Regions from separate parts of the Homo sapiens genome. Here region 1 is linked to region 2. A link is a loop called in an ENCODE intact Hi-C map of the cell type or tissue named here. Cell type or tissue: IMR-90. All regions are shown on one strand. Links, peaks and the distances in the headings refer to the core of each region. The heading gives the core; the rest is flanking DNA. Region 1 overlaps PPP2CA (protein phosphatase 2 catalytic subunit alpha). Region 2 has its middle 41 kb from the start of PPP2CA-DT.

What was found. Hi-C counts contacts between places; a loop is a spot of excess contacts. Peaks named below come from ENCODE experiments on the same cell type or tissue, not always from the same donor. Only the 100,000 strongest peaks of a DNase experiment are listed, where the experiment ranks them.
Region 1: it touches region 2 in a loop (2.0-fold over the local background); 7 of 110 quality-filtered maps call a loop at or near these places.

What each region holds. Positions count from the first base shown.
Region 1 is chr5:134,206,702-134,216,103 of GRCh38, reverse strand. The region is part of intron 1 of PPP2CA (protein phosphatase 2 catalytic subunit alpha); the gene reads left to right. Among named protein-coding and RNA genes, the nearest start is that of MIR3661, 14 kb to the left of the region's middle. In IMR-90, for the core only: no CTCF peak of the experiment used is centred there; DNase peaks (open chromatin) are centred at 4,248 and 4,723; H3K27ac peaks cover 141 bases.
Region 2 is chr5:134,262,283-134,271,684 of GRCh38, reverse strand. It overlaps the pseudogene RPS13P6. Among named protein-coding and RNA genes, the nearest start is that of PPP2CA-DT, 41 kb to the right of the region's middle. In IMR-90, for the core only: no CTCF peak of the experiment used is centred there; a DNase peak (open chromatin) is centred at 3,874.

The sequences.
Region 1 (9,402 bases), core at 982-8,981, 56 kb after region 2:
GGTACTGTTATGTGATTAACTGTTTTTGAGACTAAGAAAATATTTTGCTGGACATCTGATGAAATTATCTTAAAAACAGTGCTTGGGTGTTTTCCCTGGAGTGTAGTGGCAAGAGTACTCTGTTGTCCATCAGAGCCACTTGCTGCTCTCAGCTGGCCTTGCTGTTGAATGGCATAATCTGATTTCGTTGGAGTACCCAAGTCCTAAGATTTGAAGAATAAGGGTTATTATCTCAGTCTCATCTTTTCTCTGAGATAGCATTTGTTCAGGAAATGTTATCTGTTTTCAATGGTGAAGGGAGTGAGAGTCTGCTTAGGAGTTACTGTATACATTAAACATTGGTGACCGGACTTTAAAGAATTAGAGGCTAGGCCTGGTGACTTACACCTATAATCCCAGCAGATTGGGAGGCCAGGGCAGGAGGATATCTTGAGCCCGGGAGTTCAAGACCAGCCTAGGCAGCATAGTGAGACCCTGTCTCTACAACAAAATTTTTACTTTTTTATTTTTATTTTTATTTTTATTTTTTGAGATGGAGTTTTGCTCTGTCACCCAGGCTGGAGTGCAGTGGCATGATCTTGGCTCACTGCAACCTCCACCTCCTGGGTTCAAGCGATTCTCCTGCCTCAGCCTCCTGAGTAGCTGGGACCACAGGCGAGGGCTACCATGCCCAGAATATTTTTGTATTTTTTTTTTGGTAGAGATGGGGTTTCACCACTTTGGCCAGGCTGGTCTTGAACTCCTGACCTCAAGTGATCCACCTGCCTCGGCCTCCCGAAGTGCTGGGATTACAGGCGTGAGCCACTGCACCCAGCCCTACGAATAATTTTTAAAAATAAATTAGTTGGGTGTGGTGGCACACCTGTGGTTCTAGCTACTCTGTGAGGCTGAGGCAAGAGGATTGCTTGGGTCCAGGAGATCTAGACTGCAATGAGCTGTGATCATGCTACAGCACTCGAAGCCTGGGGAACAGAGCAAGAACTTGTCTCAAAAAAAAAAAAAAAAAGTAAATAAATATTAGACACTTCTCAAGCCCTAGGTCCCAATTGATTGATTTTTTTTTTCTTGGATGCAGGATTCCAAAATACTTCAAGGTCATTATTAAACATTTAAAGTTAATGTCATAATGTTAACGATGCAAGTTTAAGATGCTGATATAAAAAGAAGCTTGAGTAGTTGTCGTGTAATCTTAGGATTAAAGTATAGATTTTAAAATGAAAAACTCTTAGAAAATGGCAAGACGTGATAACTTTTCTTAATAATTGTAGGAGAAAAATTACAAAGCAAAAATGGGCATAGAAAATTTCTGGCTATATATTTAAAAAATAAGAGAAACAAAATGCCAAAAAGTTACTTAAAATAACAGTTTAAAATAGTTTATACAAATACTTCAGAACATCATCTAGCTCTTAATGATCAGATGTTCAAAAATATTCATGGACAACTTGTATAAGAGGAGAAATAACTGATGGTAAATAAACATGGAATAAAAAGTTTGTACTCAGAAATGAAAAATGCCAATTAAATTAGTGATACCACATTGTATATCTGAAATAGCTGAGAATGAGTATATTCTTTCATTTATTATTGTATAACAAATTGGCATAATTGAGTTTTATAGTACATATGAAACAAAAAAAGTTAATGCTATTTTGCCCTGTAATCCCACAATTAAAGCTTTTTGAAAGGAAATAATTCAAATGAGCAATAATACTGTACACGTATAGGTCTATTTAGAAGGGCATTATGTAGTTTTAAAAAATCACTATAATGTAGAAACGAGTTAGTATGAAACTTTAGGACACAAAATGAGATGCCAGTCAATTATAAGTAAGAGGTCTGTGTGGGTAAAAACTGAAAGGTAATAGAAATGAGAAGAGTTCTGGTTGGTAAGAATAAGATAGTTATATATCTTAAAGCTTTCAGTGAAATCTTAACCTTTTAATTTTTTTTTTAGCCTTTTTTTGTTAGTTTTGAGAGAGAGTCTTACTGTGTTGCATAGGCTGGAGTGCAGTGGCACGATCTCAGCTCACTGCAACCTCTGCCTCCTGGGTTCCAATAATTCTCATGCCACAGCCTCCCAAGTAGCTGGGATTACAGGCCTGTGCCATCTTACCTGGCTGATTTTTGTATTTTTAGTAGAGATGGGGTTTTACCGTGTTGGCCAGGCTGGTCCCAAACTCTTGACCTAAAGTCATCCACCTGCTTTGGCTCCCAAAGTGATAGAATTACAGGCGTGAGCCACTGTGCCTGGGCTTTTCAGCCTTTTTTTAATGCAAAGAATTGTGACATGGTTGTAATCATTTTGTGCTTTTATTTATTTATTTTGAGATGGTGTTGTTGCCCAGGCTGAAGTACAGTGACATCATCATAGTTCACTGGAACCTTGAACTCCTGGGCTCAAGTGATTCTTCTGCCTTAGCCTCCTTAGCAGCTGGGACCACAGAGTGCACCACCATGCCTAGCTAATTTTTATTTTTCGTAGAGACAGGGTCTCGCCACATTGCCCAGGCTGATCTTGAACTCCTGAGCTCAAGCAATCCTCCTGCCACAGCCTTCCAAGTAGCTGGTACTACAGGTGTGTACCACTATGCCCAGCTAATATTTTAATTTTTTTGTAGAGATGGGGTTTTGGTGTGTTGCCCAGGCTGAGCAGTAATATTTTGAAAGGAATCTTTTTTTTTTTTCTGAGCAGTAGGTCTCAGTAATGCACTTAAAATATTCAGTATACCGTGCTGTAAGCAGATGTGCTGTCATCCAGGCTTTGTTGTTCCATTTCTAGAGCACAGGCGTAGTAGATTTAGCATAATTCTTAAGTGCTAAAGAATGGCTTAAATGCTTTCAGAATGTTGAATGAGCCTTGGCTTCAACTGAAAGTCACCAGCTACATTAGCCTCTAACAAGAGTCAGCCTGTCCGTTGAGGGTTTGAGGGCAGGCATTGACTTCTCTAGCTAGTAAAGTCCTAAGTGGCATCTTCTTCCACTAGAAGGCTATTTCGTCTACATTGAAAACCTGTTGTTTAGTGCAACCACCTTCATCACTTATCTTAGGTAGATCGTCTGGGAAACTTGTTGTAGTTTTTATATTGGTACTTGATGCCTTATCTTGCCCTTTTATGTTATGGAAATGGGTTCTTAAATCTCATGAACCAGTCTGCTAGCTTTAAGCTTAACTTCTGCAGCTTCCTCACCTCTATTAGCCTTTATAGAATTGAAGAATTAGGACCTACCTCTGAATTAGGCTTTGGCTTTTAAGCGAATGTTGTGGCTGATTTGATCTATCCAGACCACTAAAACTTTGTCCGTATCTGCAATAAGACTGTTTGGCTTACTTACTATTTGTGTGTTCACTGAAGTAGCATTTCTAATTTCCTTAAAGAACTTTTCCTTTGCATTTATACCTTAGCAGTTTGGTGCAAGAAGCCTACCTTTAGGCCTGTCTGGAGTTTCCATATGCCCTCTCCTAAGTTTAATAATTTCTAACTTTTCATTTAAAGTGAGAGATATGCAACTCTTCCTTTCACTTGAGCATTTGGAGGCCATTGTAGGGTTATTAATTGGCCTAATTTCAATATTGTGTCTCAGGGGATAGGGAGGCCCAAGGAGAGGGAGAGACAGAATGGCCAGTCAGCAGCAGTAAGAATATATACGACATTTATTAAGTTCATTGTCTTATGGGCACGGTTGGTAGTGCCCCACAGCAATTACAATAGTAACATCAAAGATCACTGATCACATATCACCATAACAGATACAATAGTAATGAAAAAGTTTGAAATAATTTTAGAAGTACCAAGATGTGACAAAGACAAGAAGTGAGCACATGCTGGTGGGAAAATGGTGCTGATAAACTTGCTCCACACAGGGTTGCCATGAAGCTTTGATTGATTAAAAAAATGCAACATATGCAAAGTGCAATAAAGAGAAGCACAGTAAAATGAGGCATGCCTGTAGTTATTGTGTGCTCTTAAGGAAATTACTATTTTTGAGATGGAGTCTCACTGTCACCCAGGCTGGAGTGCAGTGGTGCGGTCTCCGCTCACTGCAACCTCGCCTCCCAGGTTCAAGTGATTCTCCTACCTCAGCCTCCCAAGTAGCTGGGATTACAGGTGCCTGCCACCACGCCTGGCTAATTTTTTTGTATTTTTAGTACAGATGGGGTTTCACCATGTTGGCCAGGCTGGTTTCGAACTCCCGACCTCAAGTGATTCATCCGCCTTGGCATCCCATAGTGCTAGGATTACAGGCGTGAGCCACTGCACTCAGCCAAAAATAATAAGTGGTTAGTGAATCTGTTGTTGGTTCATGTACTTTTAAAAATTGTCTTCCACTGGGCGCAGTGGCTTATGCCTGTAATCCCAGCCTTTGGGAGGCCAAGGCGGGTGGATCACCTGAGGTCAGGAGTTTGAGACCAGCCTGGGCAAGATGGTGAAATCCTGTCTGTACTAAAAAAAAAAAAAAAATTAGCTGGGAGTGGTTTGCATCTGTAATCCCAGCTACTCAAGAGGCTGAGGCAGGAGAATCACTTGAACCTAGGAGGCGGAGGTTGCAGCGAACCGAGATCGCACCATTGCACTCCAGCCCGCGCAACAAGAGCGAAACTCTGTCTCAAAAAAAAAAAAAAAAATTGTCTTCCATGAAAAACAGCATGGATGATTTATGAGCTTTAGTTTAAGCCTGCTTTGTTTGTAATTTCATGTTACTACAGTGGTTATGATGGCCTGTATTCAAGAATGTTGAGTCTGTGGGTCATTTATCTTATAGCTGATTATTTTATAGTGGGTTGGAAATAAGGTTGTGGGATTTCTGAATCCAAACCAGAATGCTGAGAGGACATTGGTAATAAGATAGTGTCCTCAGTGGTGCATGCCTGCAGTCCCAGCTACTCGGGAGACTAAGGTGGGAGGATTACTTGAGCTTGGGAGATCAAGGCTGCAGTGAGCCGTGATGGTGCCGCACTGCAGCCTGGACAACAGAGCAAGACCTTGTCTCAAAAAAAAAAAAGATTTTAAAAAGTATCCTCAAAGATTGCTTTTCTTCAAGTTAATCTGCAAATTTTTGGATTCTAGGACAGTATGAGATGTTAACTTCCCACAGTTACTTGTGATAAGGTCTTACTAAGAGAATCGCCTCATTCTAGTTTTAACCTTGTTCTTGGAAGTTTATACCAAATTTTTGTTTGCTTGAAATTCATTCATTTCAGTCTATACCATTTGACTGAATTTCAGAAGGGTTCTGATAAATCAAAACCAGTGTGGTACTAATTACATTCTTTTTTTTCTTTTTTGGGATGGAGTCTCGCTTTGTCACCTAGGCTGTAGTGCAGTGACATGATCTTGGCCCATTGGGTTCAAGTGATGCCCCTGCCTCAGCCTCCTGAGTAGCTAGGATTACAAGTGTGTGCCACCATTCCTGGCTTTTTAGTAGAGCTGGGGTTTCACTATGTTGGTCAGGCTGGTCTCAAGCTCTTGACCTCAAATGATCCACCTGCCTTGGCCTCCCAAAGTGCTGGGATTACAGGCATGAGCCACTGTGCTCGGCCCTAATTACATTCTTTTAAAAACTTTATCTTAATTTTTTTCCCAGATGTTGACCATATTAGCTAAGAAATTTGAGGTCCTGGAAAAATGTTTTAGGGGAAGCAAAAGGTTTGGTATGCGTGTTTTGCTTTTGCTTGTCTTTCAGTTCTTAATTCAGGTGATATGAGACTTTACAGAAGTCAAAATGCCAGAGTAAAAAGGTGGTTATTAAAAATAAAAAACCTCAAATGTCAAAATTAAGTTACTTAAAAGTCTGGTTCTACCATTTACTTTGAGTATTAAACTAGACAGTTGAGATTGTATAACCATCTTTGAAAATGATGGTTGCTAAAGGTCTGGAGGCTCTGGAGGTGATCCATAAAGCCGCTCTTATTAGGTGCTTTCAGGATTTATAAGGCCTAAGTCCTTGTGATAGCACAGCTTATCTTTATTTTGTTTTTAGTTTTTTTTTTTTGAGATGGCTGTCTACCAGGCTGGAGTGCAGTGGTATGATCACGGCTCACTGCATCCTTGACCGTCCTGGGGTCAAGTGATCATGGCTGACTGCATCCTTGAACTTCTGGGCTCAAGCGATTCTCCTAGCTCAGCCTTTTGGGTACCTAAAACTGCAGGTGTGTGCCACCACAGATGGCTAATTTTTTATTTTATTTTCTATAGAGAGGGGTCTCAATATGTTGTTGCCCAGGCTGGTCTCTGAACTCCTGAGCATCCTCCCGCTTTTACCTTCCAAAGTGTTGGGATTACAGGCATGAGCCGCTGCACTCGCCAAAATGATCTTTTTTTTTTTGGACAGAGTCTTGCTCTGTCACTCTGGCTGTAGTGCAGTGGAGCGATCTTGGCTCACTGCAACCTCCGCCTCCCAGGTTCAAGCTATTCTCATGCCTCAGCTTCCCAAGTAGCTGAGATTACGGGCCTACACCACAACACCCAGCTGTTTTGTGTTTTTAGTAGAGACGGGGTTTTACCATGTTGGCCAGGCTGGTCTGGAGCTCCTGACCTCAAGTGATCCACTCGCCTCAGCCTCGCAAAGTATTGGGATTTGGGATTACAGGCGTGAGCCACTGCACCCAGCCCAAAATGATCTTTTATATGAACATCTGTAGCTTTTATTGTTCTACTGTTCTGGTGTAGTCTGTTTTATTGTTGTAACTATCTGAGAGCTGGTAAGTTGAGACCAAAACAACAACAACAAAACAACCAAAATCATGCTTAAAACTGGTTCTTTCCAAGGTTGCATTTTTGTTAAGATCTACTTAATAGTTGATTGGATGATTTTTTTTTTTTCCCCCTCCGGTCTGAGGGATGGTTGCTTCTACTGTATACCACTGTTATCGCCAGTATTTAATTATATTTGTTCTGGTCTGTGAAGTTTGGTAGGAAGGGAAGAAAGAGCTCTGGTTGGCTTTTCTAGATTGACAAGTTAGAAATTTCACTTAAGAGTTAACTGTTCTTTTTATTTTAAAGGACAATTTGATAATGTCAACATTTAAAAACCAAACTACTAGATACACTAGTTAAGTTCACTTCATAGTATCTTCTCTCAGGAAATGTGCCTGCATATGTATACAGAGGAGAAAATACGAGGATATATATTGCTGTAGTTTCACACCCCTCTGCCATTGTAATTGGTCAGGGGAATACTCTGCCTCCACTATGAGAAAATAACCAGCTGTCTCAATAAATGTTATGTATTATTATATATTGTTAGAAAAGCAGGCTGCTGAACAATATTGTTTCTAGTTTAAAAATGCAAAGGAAAACTATTGTTTCTGTAGACATACAGTATGTGTGTAAACTTTGTAAACAAAGTTTTAAAGGATATACAGACACTCCCCAATTTTTCGACTTAATGATGGTGTGAAAATGATAGCTATTCAATATACCCCTCAGTTTATGATGGGACTACATCCAGATAAATATATCATAACTTGAAAACATTGTAAGCTGAAAACACACTGTTGACTCGATTATATTTACGATAGGATTATCTGGATGCAGCTGTGTTACAAATTGAGGAGCATCTGTACATCAAAATTTTATTGGTAACTTTGCCCAAAGGGGGTGGGATTGTGTAGGGTGCTCAAAGGGAACATTTCATTTTATCTGTGCCGAAATTTTTTACAAGAATGTATTACTAATTTGTATAGTTTAAAAAATAGATAACACTGTTTATCGGTGTGATTTGCCTAAATTGAAATAAAAGCAACAAATAGCATTTAGACTTAATTTTCCTTCATGATTTGAATAGAAAATTTGAGTCAGTTGTAGTAAGGAACTTCAGGCAGTCCTGAAAGTCAACTTTTTATTATTAATACAGAGAATAGCTTTGCAGATAAACAGATATTCACAGAAGTATATTAACATTTAACTTCTGATAGCTTTAAATGTGAAAATTACATCATGGCAAGATTTACATGGTATATAACCATCTGTTTGCTTATGTCATGCCCTTTTAAAACTTCTGAATAACTTTTGCAAGTTTCTTCTCAGTGTAGGACTTATTTCATTTAGTTATTTTCATTAATATATGATAGGTGTTAAAAAAACACTAGATGTGGTATTAATGCCAGACAGACTTGGTAATGGAATAAGCCTAGTGAATTTGTGTTTTTTAGTGATAGTAAATGGGAAGTTGGAATTACCCTGCAGAGAAAAATTTCAGAATGAAGTAGGATTTGATAATAATGGGTTGTACATATTTCTTAATAGGTATCTCAGGCCAGTATAGTGGCTAACGCCTGTAATTCAGCACTTTGGGAGGCAGAGGTGGGCAAATCATTTAAGCTCAGGAGTTTGAGGCCAGCCTGGACAACATGGTGAAACCTCACCTCTACAAAAAGTGCAAAATAGGCATAGTGGTGCACACCTGTGGTCGCAATTGTTCATGGAGACTGAGGCAGGAGGATCGTTTGAACCTGGGAGGTGGAGGTTATAGTGAGCCGAGATCATGCCACTGTACTCCAGGCTGGTCTGGAACTCCTGGGGTCAAGCCATCCACCCGCCTTAGCGTCCCAAAGTGCAGTGGTTCTTAAACTTGGTTGCACACTGGGAAAAGGAGGGGTGGGGGTGCTTAAAAATTATTGATGGCTTGATTCCAGTCTCCAAAATTCTGACTTTATTAGGGGAAGGAATGGGCATTGGTGTTTTTGTTTTTGTTTTGAGACAGAGTCTTGGTCTGTCACCCAGGCTGGAGTGCAGTGATGCGATCTTGGCTCACGGCAACCTCCACCTCCCAAGTTTAAGCAATTCTCCTGCCTCAGCCTCCCAAGTAGCTGGTACTACAGTCATGCACCACCATGCCTAGCTAGTTTTTTTTATTTTTAGTGGAGATGGGGTTTCGCCATGATGGCCAGGCTGGCCTCAAACTCCTGACCTCAAGTGATCGGCCCGCCTTGGCCTCCCAAAGTGCTGGGATTACAGGTGCGAGCCACCGCGCCTGGCTGGGCATTGGGATTTTTAATGTGCAGCTAAGATTGCATACCAATGCTTTGAACCCAGTCCTTGTCATCTGTGGTTGTCATGGCTCATTAGCAACAATTCTCTGGTAATTTGTTTTGGTATCTTATGTAAAGTGGTCTCTCCCAGTTTCCCTCTCCCTTTCCTTTGTGACACTTAACACAGTGTACTTTTGGCTTGGTTACTTGTTTGTGGTCCTTCTCCCCTCTACGGTAGTGGGAATGAGCCATCTTGTTCACCACTATATGTCCAGTTGCTAGCATGGGGCTGGTACAGATGGTTGAGCAAATGATTTTCTCACAGGTATGAGCCACAGTGCTTGGCCAAAAACATGTTTTTAAAAAGTCAAACAGGGCTGAGGTGAGGTGGCTTATGCATGTAATCCCAGCCCTTGGGAGGATGAGGG
Region 2 (9,402 bases), core at 445-8,444:
GGGTCCAGGTGTGGTGGCTCACACCTGTAATCCCAGCACTTTGGGAGGTTGAGGCAGGGAATTGCTTGGGTCCAGGAGTTTGAGACCAGCCTGGCCAACATGGCAAAACCCCTTCTCTACTAAAAATACAAAAGTTAGCTGGGCATGGTGGGACACACCTGTGTCCCAGCTACCTGGGAGGCTGAGACACAAGAATCACTTGAACCCAGGAGGTGGAGGTTGCAGTGAGCAGAGATCATGCCACTGTACTCCAGCCGGGGCAACAGAGCAAGACTCTGTCAAAAAAACAAAACAAAACAAAAGACAAAAAGGGGTATAAATAATGAACCAACAGTAGAGACAGAATGGTACTCTATCCATAGGGAAGCAGCACATGAAAGGGAAGAGAAAACAGATGCTGCAGCCCAACTACATAGATAATTACATTAAATATAAATGATTCAAATACTCCAATGACAAGGGCAAAGATTGTCTAACTGGGAAAAAAAAGCAATATCCAACTATATGCTACAAGAAACACACTATAAATATGAATACACAGGTTAAAAGGATAGAAAAAAGATGCCAACAGTGATAGTAAGAGAGTTGGAGTGGCTACATTCTTACATGAAGTAGATTTCTAAACAAGGTATACCAGGGATAAAGAGAAATTTCATAATGATAAAAGGGTCAATGCACTAAGAAAATATAACAGTTTTAAATGTGTATGCATTTAATACCAGAGCTTTAAAATACATAAAGCAACTACTGATAGACAATCCACAAATATAGTTAAGATTTCAATACTCTTCTCTCAATAACTGATAGAACAAGTAAGCAGAAAATTAGTAAAGACATAGGTGGCTGGGTGCAGTGGCTCACGCCTGTAATCCCAGCACTTTGGGTGGCCGAGGCAGGCAGATCACCTGAGGTCAAGAATTCAAGACCAGCCTGGCCAACATGGTGAAACCCCATCTCTACTAAAAAATACAAAAATTAGCCGGGTGTGGTGGCATGTGCCTGTAGTCCCAGCTACTTGGGAGGCTGAGGCAGGAGAATCACTTGAACCTGGGAGGCAGAGGTTGCAGTGAGCCAAGATTGCGCCATTGCACTCCAGCCTGGGTGACAGAGTGAGACTCCATCTAAAAAATAAAAAGACATAGGTTATCTGGCTGGGTGCGGTGGCTCATGCCTATTAATCCTAGCACTTTGGGAGCCCAAATGGGTGGATCCCTTGAGACCAGGAGTTCAAGACCAGCCTGGCCAACATGGTGAAGCCCTGTAAATACAAAAAATTAGCAGGGTATGGTGGCATGCGCCTGTAATCCCAGCTACTCAGGAGGCTGAGGCACAAGAATCACTTGAACCCCAGAGGCAGAGGTTGCAGTGAGCTGAGATTGTACCACTACACTCCGGTCTTTGGGACAGAGTGAGACTGTCTCAAAAAAAAAATAAATAAATAAATAAATAATAAATAAAAAAACATAGATGAGCTGAACAATACTTTCCACCAACTTTGATTAACTGGCATTTATAGAACGTGATATCCAACAATGGCACAATACACATTTTTTTCCAAGTGCAAATGTTACACTTACTAAGATAGACCATATTCTGAGCCATAAAACAAGTCTCAATAAATTTACGAGGATTGAAATCATACAGAATATGTTCTCTGACCACAATGGCATCAAATTAGAATTAATAACAATACAATGTTTAGAAAATCCCCAAATATTTGGAAACTAAACAATCAATTCTAAGTAATCTATGCATTACAGAAAAAACACCAGGAATAATGGCTGGGCATGGTGGCTCACGCCTGTAATCCCAGCACTTTGGGAGGCCGAGGCAGGCGGATCACCTGAGGTTGGGAGTTCGAGACCAGCCTGACCAACATGGAGAAACCCCGTGTCTACTAAAACTACAAAATTAGCTGGGCATGGTGGCGCATGCCTGTAATCCCAGCTACTTGGGAGGCTGAGGCAGGAGAATCGCTTGAACCTGGGAGGCGGAGGTTACAGTGAGCTGAGATCATGCCGTTGCACTCCAGCCTGGGCAACAAGAATGAAACTACATCTCAAAAAACAAAAAAAAACAAAAAATAAAAACAAAGAACAAACAAACAAAAAAAACCCAGGAATATTGGCAAATATTTTGAACTAAATGATAATGAAAACACAAGATATCAAAATTTTTAGAATGCAGCCAAAGCAGTGCTTTGAGAGAAATTTATGGCTTTGAATGCTTATATTAGAAAAGAAGAAAGATCAGGGCCGGGCAAGCTGGCTTACGCCTGTAATCCCAGCACTTTGGGAGGCCAAGGAGGGTGGATCACGAGGTCAGAAGCTCGAGACCATCCTGGCTAACACGGTGAAACCCTGTCTCTACTAAAAATACAAAAAAATTAGCTGGGCGTTGTGGTACACACCTGTAGTCCCCGCTACTCAGGAGACTGAGGCAGGAGAATTGCTTGAACCCAGGAGGCAGAGGTTGCAGTGAGCTGAGATCGCGCCATTGCACTCCAGCCTGGGTGACAGAGGGAGACACCATCTTAAAAAAAAAAAAAGAAAAAGAAAAGAAGAAAGATCTAAATTTAATGACCTAAGCTTTAACTTTAAAATGTTAAAAAAAAAAAAGGCTAGAAAAGAACCAATGAAACCTATAGTAAGTAGAAAGAAAGAAATAATAAAGGAAATAATTCAATGAAATAGGAAACACTAACTAGAGAAAAATCAACACAACCAAAAGTAGGATGATTGAAAAGAATAAAAAAAAAAATGATAAACTTAGGGGCCGGGCACTGTGGCTCACGCCTGTAATCCCAGCACTTTGGGAGGCTGAGGCGGGCAGATCACCTGAGGTCGGGAGTTTGAGACCAGCCTGACCAACATGGAGAAACCCCGTCTCTACTAAAAAAAATACAAAATTAGCCAGGCATGGTGGCACATGCCTGTAGTCCCAGCTACTCGGGAGGCTGAGGCAGGAGAATTGCTTGAACCCGGGAGGTGGAGGTTGTGGTGAGCCAAGATCGCACTCCAGCCTGGGTGACAGAGCGAAACTCCGTCACAAGAAAAAAAAAAAAAAAGATAAACTTACTAAACTGGTCAAGAAATAGAGAAACACAGTTTAACAATATCAGGAATAAATGAGAGATGTAACTATGTAATCTACAGACATTTCACTTAAAATTGAAAATTTATCAGTATATAGTTGTTTTTGACACCCTCTTACTATTTTGTAAAAGTTGATAAGATTCTAGTGAAGCTCTTCCCCCACTTCCTGCTCTGTCACCCAGGCTAGAGTGCAGTGGCACTATCATAGCTCACTGCAGCCTCAAACTCCTGGGATCAAGTGATCCTCCTGCCTTAGCCTCCCAAGTAGCTGGGACTACAGGCACATGTTACCATGCCCAGATTTTTTTTTCTTATTTCTTTTAGATACGGGTTTCATTATGTTGCCCAGGCTGGTCTTAAGCTCCTAGTCTCAAGCTATCATCCCGTCTGAGCCTTCTGCCTGAGCCTCCCAAGTAGCTGCGATTACATGCACCAGCCAGCATCCTTAGCCCTTTTTCATTCTTGAACTTAGTAACTTGTGTTTTTTCTAATTTTTTATACCAATAATTTATTAAATTGCCTTTTCAATGAAGTGATTTTCTCTAGTGTATATTTGTTTGCTATGGTATTAATGTCTGTTCCTATCTTTTTTTTCTTCTAATGTCCTTAGATTCTGTTTATTTTCCAATTTAAATCATTGATTATCAGCCATTGTTCTTTTCTCGGAAGCATTTTACTTATTAATTTGTTTTTAGTTAAACAATCATTTTACTGCTTGAGTACATAGACAAATTTATGCGAGCAGGGCAGAGGCTGTTTGTTGATGACTCATATTTCCAACTGGGAGGGAGGATTCACTTGGTCTTATAATATCTAGCCAAATGGTGAATCCGGCTCTCTGTCAGAATCAGGCATAGTTTAGCATCCTTATCCTTTCTGTTTTGTTTGAGATGCTTTCAAATAGCAACTGCTTTCTTGATTGAATGGTACAGATCATCAGGGAGATCAAGAGCAAGTCCCTTGGACTTAAGAATTCTTAAGATTTCATTGCCTGTCACAAAGCGTACTTGTGCAACACATGTGCATCTCTCAGGATCACACTGACTTGTGAGGGAGTCAGGCCCTTTTTGGCCAGTTTGTAAATCTGCTCCTTCATGTCATCAGGTATCAACTTCAGCTGAGTGGGGATCCTGCAGCGATAGGGCAGAGCCCCTCCAAGGAGCATGCATGTGACCCATGATGGCTGCGGTCAGGCAGCGAAAGGCAAAGTATTTAAATGCATAAATTTACTTCTAAGCACAGCTTTAGCTGTATCACATGTTTTTGTATGTAGTATTATTTAGTGTTATTTAGTAAGCTTTTCTTCCAGTTTCCAATATGACATCTACTTTATTCCATGAGTTATTTAGAAATGTAATTCTCAGTTTCCAAGCCCGTGGGGAATTTTGAAATTAATATTTAGCTTAATTAGAGTGTGGTCAGAGAATCCCTCTGTATTATTTCATTCCTTTGAAATTTATTGATTTGTTTTATGTGCCAACATATAGTAAATTTTTGAACTGAAAAATAATTCTGTAATTATTGGGTGCAATGTTCTATAGGTGTCAGTTCAAGAGTGTTAATTGTGTTGTTTAAATCTTTATACCATATCTGATTCTTTGGCATGTGTCCTGTTTATTTGTTATTGAGGGTTATGTGTTAAAATTCTTCAAGCATCATTGTGGATTTGTCTACTTCTTCATTTAATTCTATCAGTTTTTAATATACATTTAAGGCTATGTTATTAGGTGCATTCAGTTTAGGTTTGTTGCATTTTTCTGGTGAATCGTACCTTTTTTTCATTATGAAATATGTCTCATTTCTAGTAATGCTTCTCACATTACAGTCTACTTTATGTGTTATTCATATAGCTACCTGTTTTGTTTAGAGTTTGAATAGTAACTATTTTTGTTTTCTTTTACTTTGAATATTCCTACATATTTATATTTCATATAAATGGTTATTTTATAAGCAATATATGGTTAGGTTTTAAATTTTCTATCCAGTATGACCATCTATTTCTTTTTTTGGAGCATTTTATTTGGAACCTTTTTTATTTAATATAGTTACTTATATGTTTGGTTTTATATCTACCACCTCGCTATTTACTTTCTATTTGTTCCATGTATTCTGTTTTCCTTTCTTTCTCTGTTACTGCTTTTTTAAAAAAATTATTGAGTATTTTTATTATTCAATATTTCCCTTTATCAGTGTGTTATGAGATATATATATTTGACAATTATAAGCAGATTTTTGTCACATTCATCTGTGACTTACCAGAGTTTAATAAAATTAGTATTTTATTCCTTCTAGACAATGAAAATACCTTAGAATACTTCAACTCTATTTGCTTCTCTCCCTACTTATGTGCTAATGATGTCATTTTTAAATTTTACATATATTAATCCTACAATACATTATTATTGTTTTAGACAGTTAACATTTACTCTTTTGTTACTATTTATTCCTTCCTGCATTTCCAAGCTTACACTGGGGTCATTTTTCTCTGTCTAAAAAATACTCTTTAGTATTTCTTTTAATGCAGACTATATGATGACAAATCCAGTCATTTGTATTTTCCCGTACCTGTCTTTATTTTACCTTCATTTTAAAGAATTTTTAAATTGATCTTAAGTGTTCAGTTGAATGAGTCGTGACAATTGTATTCACCCACGTAACACCACATAAATAAGGTATAGAACACTTCCATTTCCCCAGTGCTGGTTGCCAGTCAATTTTCTGTTTACCCACAATGCAACCATTTTCTGATTTCTGACATCATAGATTAGTTTTTCTTGTTCTTGGACTTCATGTACCTTGAATCCTATAAATGAAATATAATACATATAGTTTTGTGTAATGTTTTCAAAATCCATCCATGGTTTGCAGTTAACACTTACTTGTTAATTTCCTCTTTAAAATTTTTTTTGTTAAATTTTTTTGAGACAGGGTCTTGCTGCATCACCCAGACTGGAGTGCAGTGGCATGAACACAGCTTGCTGCAGCCTCCACCTCCTGGGCTCAAGCAATCCTCCCACCTCAGCCTGTCAAGTAGCTGGGACCATAAGTGCATCCCATCATGCCTGACCAACTTTTTTATTTTTTGTAGAGATGGGGTCTCGCCATGTTACCCATGCTGTTCTCAAACTCCTGGGCTCAAGTGATCATCCTGCCTCAGTTTACAAAAGTGCTGAGATTACTGCCATTCTTATAGCTATGTCATGTTCTAGTGCATGACTATAATACAATTTCTTTATCCAATCTCTAGTTGATGCACATTTGAGTTGTTTCAATTATTATGATTAAGGCTGCCATGAACTTCCTTGCACAAGTATTTTTGTGGATCTATGCCTTCGTTATCCTTGGAAAAATACTTAGAAGTAGAATTGTGTGGTCATAGGGAAAATGTATGTTTAAATTTAGGGGAAATTACCAAACAGTTCTCTAAGATGAGATAATTGTTTACACTCTCACCAGCAAAGACTGAGAGTTCCAGTTGCTCCATAGCTTTATAAACATCTGATATTATCACTTTATCCAATCTAGTGGGTGTATAATGGTACCCCATTGAAGCTTTTTTTAAATCGAAGTTTTAATTTGCATTTTCCTAATGAATAATGATGTTGAGCACCCTTTCACATGCTTATTGGCCATTCTTATGTCTTTTTTGTTTGTTCAAATACTTTGTACATTTTAAATTGGATTTTTGTTGTTGTTGTTAATTGTTAGTGGTTCCTGATACATTCAGGACACAAGTTTTTGGTCACACATACGCACTGCAAATATTATCTCACAATTCGTGGTATGTCTGTCTATTCATTTTCTTAACAATATTTTTTCTTTTAAAGGCATAAACTTATATAAAATAAAATGCAAGGGCCCTAACTATTTAACTTTATGAATTGTGGCAATTAAATATACCCATGTAACCACCACCCAAAGCAAGATATAAAATAATTACATCTCCCCTTATCCTCCTTTCAGCCAATGCCTCCCATCAAAGGAAACCAGTATCTGACATCTATCACTAAAAGTTAGGGTTTTTTTGTTGTTGTTTGTTTGTTTTGTTTTGTTTGTTTTTTGAGACAGAGTTTCGCTCTTGTTGCCCAGGCTAGAGTGCAATGGCACAATCTTGGCTCACTGCAACCTCTGCCTCCTGGGTTCAAGCAATTCTCTTGCCTCAGCCTCCCCAGTAGCTGGGATTGTAGGCATGTGCCACCACACCTGGCTAATTTTGTATTTTTAGTAGAGATGGGGTTTCTTCATGTTGGTCAGGCTGGTCTCAAACTTCTGACCTCAGGTGATCTGCTCACCTCGGCTTCCCAAAGTGCTGGGATTACAGGTGTGAGCCACCACACCTGGCCCCATTTACATATTTACTATATGTTTCCAGTTAGATAAAGTTCAAATACAAATAAAACTAACCTCTGGACTCTTTCAAACTCCTGACCTCGGGTAATCTGCCGGCCTCGGCCTTCCAAAGTGCTGGGATTACAGGCATGAGCCACTGTGCCCGGCCAAAGATATTCTTCTAAAAGTCTTAAAGTTTTCCATTTACATTTAAGTCCATAATACATATAAAATTATTTGTTGTGCTTGGTATGAGGCAAGAATTCAGTTCCTCTTTTTCTGTGTGGCTTACCAATTGTCCCAGTCTCATTTATTTAAGAGTCTATCCTTTCCCCACTTATTGTCAATACCATTTATTGACAATACCATCATATATTAAGTTTCTGTACATGTGTGGGTTTTTTATGCTCTTTATTCAGTTCTACTGGTCTTTTACCCTTACACCAATTCAATGGTGTCTTAATTACATCTTTAACGTGAATCTTGATGTCTGGTTAGACACATGCTTCTACTTTGTAATTACAACTTTAACATGAATCCTGACGTCTGGTTAGACACATGCTTCTACTTTGTTCTTCCTTTTTTTTTTTTTTTTTTGAGACAGAGTGTTGTTCTGTCACCCAGGCTGGAGTGCAGTGGCACAATCGCAGCTCACTGCAACATCCACCTCACAGGTTCAAACAATTCTCCTGCCTCAGCCTCCTGAGCAGCTGGGACTACAGGTGCCCACCACCATGCCCAGCTAATTTTTGTATTTTTAGTAGAGATGGGGTGTCACCATATTAGTCAGGCTGATCTCGAACTCCTGACCTGTTGCGGGAAGTCAGGGACTCTGAACTGCCTAGTGGAGCTGTGAGAAGAGGGCCACCATCCTCCAGACCCCAGAATGGTAGATTCACTTGTTATGGGAAGTCAGGGACCCCTGAACGGAGGGGCCGGCTGAAGCCGCGGCAGAATGACATAAATTGTGAAGATTTCATGGACATTTATCACTTCCCCAATCAATGCTCTTATAATTTAATATGCTTGTCTTTACTTTAATCTCTTAATCCCATCATCTTTGTAAACTGAGGATGTGTGTCACCTCGGGACCCTGTGATGATTGCGTTAACTGCACAAATTGTTGTAAAACATGTGTGTTTGAACAATATGAAATCTGGGCATCCTAAAAAAGAAGAGGATAACAGCGATTTTCAGGGAACAAGGGAGATAACCATAAGGTCTGACTGCCTGTGGGGCCAGGCAGAACAGAGTCATATTTCTCTTCTTGCAGAAAGCAAATAGGAGAAATATCACTGAATTCTTTTCCCAGCAAGGAATAACCCTGGGAAAGGAACGCATTCCCAGGGGGAGGTCTCTAAAATGGCCACTCTGGGAGTGTCTGTCTTATGCAGTTGAAGATAAGGGAGGAAGTACACCCTGGTCTCCTGCAGTGCCCTCAGGCTTGCTAGGATTAGGAAATTCCAGCCTAGCGAATTCTAGTCAGACCAGTTGTCTGCTCTCGAACGCTGTTTCCTGTTAAGATGTTTATCAATGACAATGCGTGCCCAGTGGGACATGGAACCTCACCAGTAATTCTAATTTTGCCCTGGCCTTGTGATCTTGCTCTGCCCTTTGCCTTGTGATCTTTTATTGCCTTTTGAAGCATGTGATCTCTGTGACCCACTCCCTATTCGTACACTCCCTCCCCTTCTAAAATCCCTAATAAAAACTTGCTGGTTTTGTGGCTTGGGGTTGCCATCACAGTCCTACCAATATGTGATGGCACCCCCGGAGGCCCAGCTGTAAAATTTCTCTTTGTACTCTTTCTCTTTATTTCTCAGACCAGCCAACACTTAGGGAAAATAGAAAAGAACCTACTTTGAAATATTGGGGGCTGGTTCTCCCAATACTGACCTTGTGATCCACCTGCCTTGGCCTCCCAAAGTGCTGAGATTACAGGCGTGAGCCACCACACCCAGCCTCTTATCTCTTTTCT